Linked DNA regions of Homo sapiens: region 2 is linked to region 1. The links are chromatin loops, found by intact Hi-C in ENCODE. Cell type or tissue: mammary epithelial cell. All regions are shown on one strand. Links, peaks and the distances in the headings refer to the core of each region. The heading gives the core; the rest is flanking DNA. Region 1 overlaps ATP10B (ATPase phospholipid transporting 10B (putative)). Region 2 has its middle 21 kb from the start of LINC02159.

The links. Hi-C counts contacts between places; a loop is a spot of excess contacts. Peaks named below come from ENCODE experiments on the same cell type or tissue, not always from the same donor. Only the 100,000 strongest peaks of a DNase experiment are listed, where the experiment ranks them.
Region 2: a loop joins it to region 1, with 2.1 times the contacts of the local background. A loop is called at or near these places in 3 of 110 quality-filtered maps.

What each region holds. Positions count from the first base shown.
Region 1 is chr5:160,836,423-160,839,346 of GRCh38, forward strand. All of the region lies in intron 1 of ATP10B (ATPase phospholipid transporting 10B (putative)), which reads right to left. Among named protein-coding and RNA genes, the nearest start is that of ATP10B, 14 kb to the right of the region's middle. In mammary epithelial cell, for the core only: no CTCF peak of the experiment used is centred there; a DNase peak (open chromatin) is centred at 1,509; H3K27ac peaks cover 2,485 bases.
Region 2 is chr5:160,958,507-160,961,430 of GRCh38, forward strand. No RefSeq gene overlaps it. Among named protein-coding and RNA genes, the nearest start is that of LINC02159, 21 kb to the left of the region's middle. In mammary epithelial cell, for the core only: no CTCF peak of the experiment used is centred there; a DNase peak (open chromatin) is centred at 1,465; H3K27ac peaks cover 1,768 bases.

The DNA of each region.
Region 1 (2,924 bases), core at 327-2,826:
ATGCTAGTTATTGCAGAGGACTAAATGAGATAAAGTTCTCTCTGCTGTGAATGACTGTCACACATATTCTCCTTGTCATTTACATTGCCCTTCCAAAGTTATCTTTCTAAAACTCTAGTCTCATTGCATTATTCTTCACACCCTACATTCTCTTCATTGCTTACTGAATAATACCCTCGGTGAACTACTTGCAAACTATCTTTGCTTCCTTAGCTTTTACCAACAAGGCAGTGAAATTATTTTTCTCCACAAGTTTCCCAGCAAGTTCAGGGTTTCATACATTTGGTCCCTCTGGTTCCTCTGACTCAATCATTCTTTTCCACATATTACACCCATGCATAACCTTCAAAGCTGAGATGAAAAACCACTTCCTTCAAGGAGCCTCCCTTCATACCCAGTCTCTATCCATTTTTTCCTTATATTCCACAGTGTCACAATTCCTTGTAGCTTTTCCCTGAACTGTGAGGTTATGTCAATAGATTCTCCTCCTAGAGCGATCAAATATTCCCTTGCTCAAGCCAAAAATGTATTTTTTTTCTGATATCTCACTTTCCCTTTTCTTAAGGGTTTTGTATTACGACAACCCTTTGCGAAAATCATACTTTGGCTTCTAGGCATATACATACACGATCTTACCACATATTCAGGCAATCAAAGTCTTCCACCTCATCAGTCAGTCCATCATGTTTTCTCATCATTGCTGATTACATTTATCCAACACTACAAATTGTTTGGTTATTATCAGAAAGAGTTTATGGTGCTTTTTTTCCCAACTAGAAAGGTCTTAAAAGCAGATATTACAAAATCAGCTACTATAAATGTGAGTGGGGTGGGTCAGCTACATATTGTTACTATACCTTATATCATACAGAAAATTTAGCTTTTGAAATATTCTCCACAAAATCATAAATGGCTTGAGGTCAAGGGATATATTTAATTCCTCTTAGTACCTGGCATAGTGCCATGCCGTGACCATAACAGGACCTTGTTAAATATTTGTTGAAATGAGTAATTTCTGAAAGGGAAACCCATGTTAGTATTTTTCTTCCTAAAATGTGTTACCATTTTACTTCATGAGAAAGACTCAGCAGAGCTTCTAAAATATAATCAAGATCTCTCTACCAAAATATGATTTTTTTCAGTAAAATCACAACAAAAGGAACACATTTTTAATACTATACTAGTCATTAAAATATCATTTGTTGTAGTTCTCTCTGAAGTTAATAATCCTTTGCAAAGAAGTCATCCTACAGAAAACACAGGAATTGCCTTCAGAGCAGAAATGTAAATAGCTATAATTTATTATCCTGCGTTTTTCAAATATACTACCATCTGCTTTAGCCCTGGAGACCATTTTAAAGTTATTTCCCCATGATCCATCCTCCACCCCATTCTTGCCCTGGAGATACGCCTGTACTTGTTATTAGCTCACCAAGACACAATAACAATTACTGTTCATAAAGGTATTTTATGTCTCATAGAAGTTTGAGCAAATTTATTGGAAGCAAATTCTTTGACATCAGGATTCTGTAATGTAGTTACAGATTGTTGGCATCATTTAGGATTAGGCAATCTCTTACTCATAAACTTTTGCCAGAATTAAAAGATTATGCCGGTACTTAAAAGCCAGCTCCAGTTGTCTTTTCATCTGGCAAAAATCTGAAAGCCCCAGGTTGCTGAACTATACTTCATCAATTCATGACGCCTCTCTTCTCTGCTTTATGTAGCATGAAGTTGGAAAACTACATGGGACAGCTGGTGCTAGACTTCCATTCTGTAGGTTCCTCACATCATACACATTTTACTCATGGGTTCAGAATGTACATTTATCCTAGATTCCTGTTAAAGTAGGTCAGGGAGCATAAGAAAACAGCCCACCTACACCATCAGAAAAACATGTAGATGTAACTTTCAAATTGTGATGTGGAAAGAATCTAGAGAAAAACTTTCACAGACAGGCCTGTCATCTGGTTATCAGGCAGGGCCAACCACTTGCATCTTGAGTGCCAAATCCCATTCCACTTCTGTTCTCTATTTGAGAGCCTCAAAATACTTAAGCCACACCTTTAAGTTTTAGAATTTTAGCTGGACCATTATTTTAATTATGTTAAAAACCATGGAAAATATATTCTTTAGTTGAAAGGACCCATTCAAATATTTTTCTTTGGCCTTCAGAATCTACCTGTGATTTTAATGAATAATGGTTAGTAATGTACATACTTTGAGAAAAAAAAGTCAACCATTATGCTAGACACCAGAGAACGATGTGGAGTAATCTTTTAAATAAGAGGGTTAGGGACATTTTTGATGATGAAATGAAATGAAGGCCAAGACCTGTGATGTCATTTGGACATTTGTCCCTCCAATTCACATACTGAAATGTGATTCCCAGTGTTGGAGGTGGGACCTGGTGGAAGGTGATTGGATCATGGGGGTGGATCCCTCATGAGTGGTTTAGCACCAACCTCTTGGTGATAATTGAGTTCTCAGTTAACATGATATCTGGTTACTTAAAAGAGTCTGGGACCTCCCCCTTCTCCCTCTCTTGCTCCCACTCTTGCCATGTGAGGTGCAAGCTCCTGCTTTGCCTTCCACCATAACTGTAAGCTTCCTAAGGCCCCACCAGAAGCTGAGTAGATGTTGGTGCCATGCTTGTACAGCCTGCAGAACCATACATCAATTAACCCTCTTTTCTTTATAGATTACCTAGTCTCAGGTATTCCTTTATAGTAAAGCAAAAAACTGACTAATACAACCTGAATGAAATGGGATATTGAATTGTGTAAAAATTTTGGGGAAGGGAGAAGGATATTCTGAAGGAGAAAACTCAAGTGTGAAGGACTTCAGATGAGAATATATTTAGGATGACGAAGAAAGTTCAGTTGCTGGAATTCAGTGATTAAGTGCAGAGTGGCAGAAAAAAA
Region 2 (2,924 bases), core at 227-2,726, 120 kb after region 1:
CCTAACCCCTGGAACCTGTGAATTTTACCTTATATGGAAAAAGAGGCTTTGTAGAAAAAAGTAAGTTAAGAATTAATTTTTTTTTTTTTTTTTTTTTTTTTTTTTTTTTTTTTTTTAGTGACAAGGTCTTGCTCTGTCACCTAGGCTGGAGTGCAGTGGCATGATCATAGCTCATTGTGGCCTCCAACTCCTGGGCTCAAGGGATCCTCCACTTGAGTTGCTGGGACTGCAGACACACACCAGCATGCCTAGTTAATTTTTTTATTTTTATTTTTTGTGGATTCAAGGTCTCTCTATGTTGCCTAGGCTAGTCTTAAACTCCTGGCCTCAAGTAAGCCTCCTGCCTTGGCCTCTCAAAGTGCTGGGATTACAGTGCTGAGCCACTGTACCCAGCCAGCAAGTTAAGAATCTTGAGATGGGGTGATGGGCCTGGATTATCTGTGTAGATCTGATGTAATCACAAAAATGTTAATAAGAGGGATGCTGGAGGAGTCAGATGATAAAGTACTGGGATGAAGGCAGAGATTGGAGTGATGCACTTTGAAGATGGAAGCAGGGCAAAAAGCAAAGGAATATGGGTAGTCACTAAACCCTGAAGAAGGCAAGGAAACAGATTATCTTCTCATAGCCTCTGGAAAAAAAAAAAAAACAGGCTTGCTTACACCTTGATCTCAGCCCAGTGAAGCTGATTTTGGACTTCTGACTTTTAGAACTATAACAGAGTCGATCTGTGGTATTTTAAACTGCTAACCATGTGGTAATTTATGACAAATTTGAAATAGCATCAACAGGAAACTTAGACAACCTGAAATGTCTTTGTTTATTCCCTCTTTCCCTGAGTAAAACCCAAAGCCATCATAGTGACCCAGAAGTCCCATGCAGTTTGCTGCCCTCTGTCTACCTGGTAACTCTGATGTCCCATCCTGTCACTCTTCTCTTGCTCACTCTGTCCAGGCAACTCAGCTTCTTTACTACTCACAGACACACAGAAATGCCTCCTCCTGTTTGCCTTTGCTCTTTTTCATATCTGGATTTTCCTTGTCCCCAAATTGTCACAAGACCAGATCCTGGCTTCTTCAGGTATGATTCGACTGTCATTTTCTCAGTGAGGGCTTTCCTCACCATACAACTTGAAATCAGAACACATCTCCCTTCCCTCCCTGAATTCCCTGGTCCACTTGCCTGTCTAATTTTGTTCCAAAGCACTTACCACCATTTGATGAACTCTAGGTTTTACTTAGTTATTGACTAGAATTATATATATACACAAACATATGTATATGTATATATATATAGTTGGATGGATGTATACCACCTACAATGATGTCTACACATAGTGGGTGCTCAAAATATTTTTGTTAGAAGGAATTGAAAGTGAATGAGACACTAACCCATTGCCACATCCAGAGTGATTTAGCATGCAGGCAGCGTGATGGCAGGGCTCCAAGGAAAACCCTGACTCAGCTAGGTGAGTGTTTCTTGAAGTTTCAGAACAAGAGAGGCAGCTGACAAGTTCTGCCAAGGGCAAGTCCTAATTTGACTTACTGACCAAGCTGTGTGTAGTGTAGGCACGTAGAGAATAGCTGAAGAGGAATTAAGGCCTTTTAATGCAGTGGCCCTATCCATTAATATTCATGGTGCAATTAATTCTTGATCTCTGACCAATTATTCCAGCAGTTTTCCCCTCTCTCTTTTAAAGGAGACCTGGGAAGGGGATGGATAAAAAGAGGTTAAAATGCCTTTCCCCTACACAGAGTTATGTCTGTACGTTTGTTTGTTTTTAGAGTCAGAGTCTTGCTCTGTTGTCCAGGTTGTAGTGCAGTGGTGTGATCATAACTCACTGTAACCTCGAGCTCCTGGGCTCTCCAGCATAGCTAGAACTACAGGTACATGCCATCATGCTAGGCTAATTAAAAACAAAATAATTTGGAGACAGAGTCTTGCTATGTTGCCCAGGGTGGTCTCAAATTCCTGACCTCAAGCCATCCTCCTGGATCACTTGTATTATAGGCATGAGTCACTGTGCCCAGCCCTAGAGTTGTATTTAAACTCTCCAGAAAGCCTCAAGAAAGTGAGTCCACATTTCGAGACTTTCTCTCAATGACAGATGACAATTCATAAGCAAAGTTTGGCTTTCTTTTCAGCATAGGGATGTGTTCCATGCAAATTAAAAGCTTCTCAGCAGTCACCCATTAGTGATGCCATGATCTACTAAATTACACACACAAACACTGCACCACGCAAATGCAAGGGAAATTGACTCCTTTGGCACCCAAACCATGGCTAGGATTCAAAGAAAATGCCTGGCTTAGCAGCTGCAGGAATGGCAAATAGACTGTCTTTACCTGTCAGTTCTAAAGTAACTGCCTGAGGTTCTGAGGTCTCACATCCCAAAGCAGTAGGAGAAAGTGGTGCTGTAAACAATTAGCAATGCTGGCTTTGGGTTTAAGAAAGCCACATGTGTCTCAATCTTGGCTGCTTTGAGTTAGAGATTTTTAGAGACTAAGAGAATAACTTTAGAAATTAAGATTAGCTTAACAAACTAATAAGAAGGCAAAGCACTGTATATTTTATATGCCTTCTTTTCCCTGGATTGTTACCTTGGCTGGTGTCCTACTTTAGCAAGGAACAAAGCAAGGGAGGAATGGGTGAAAGGATCTGGTTGAAGCTGCACGGTTAATATGAGAAACAGCAAAATTTCCCAGGTTGACAGCAACTTTGGTTTATCATTAAGCAACTGCATGTGACACACTGAAGGTCAGGCACTCACAGAGCAGTGCTTTAAGGGTGTGGAATCTTCCATGGGTGAACAAAAACCTATTTTCTTCATCCTGATCTATTATTTCTCACCATGTGAACTATTTATCAGAAAATTGGCTCTCTAACTATCAAATATATGATGGTTATTGATAAGACAAGAAGAC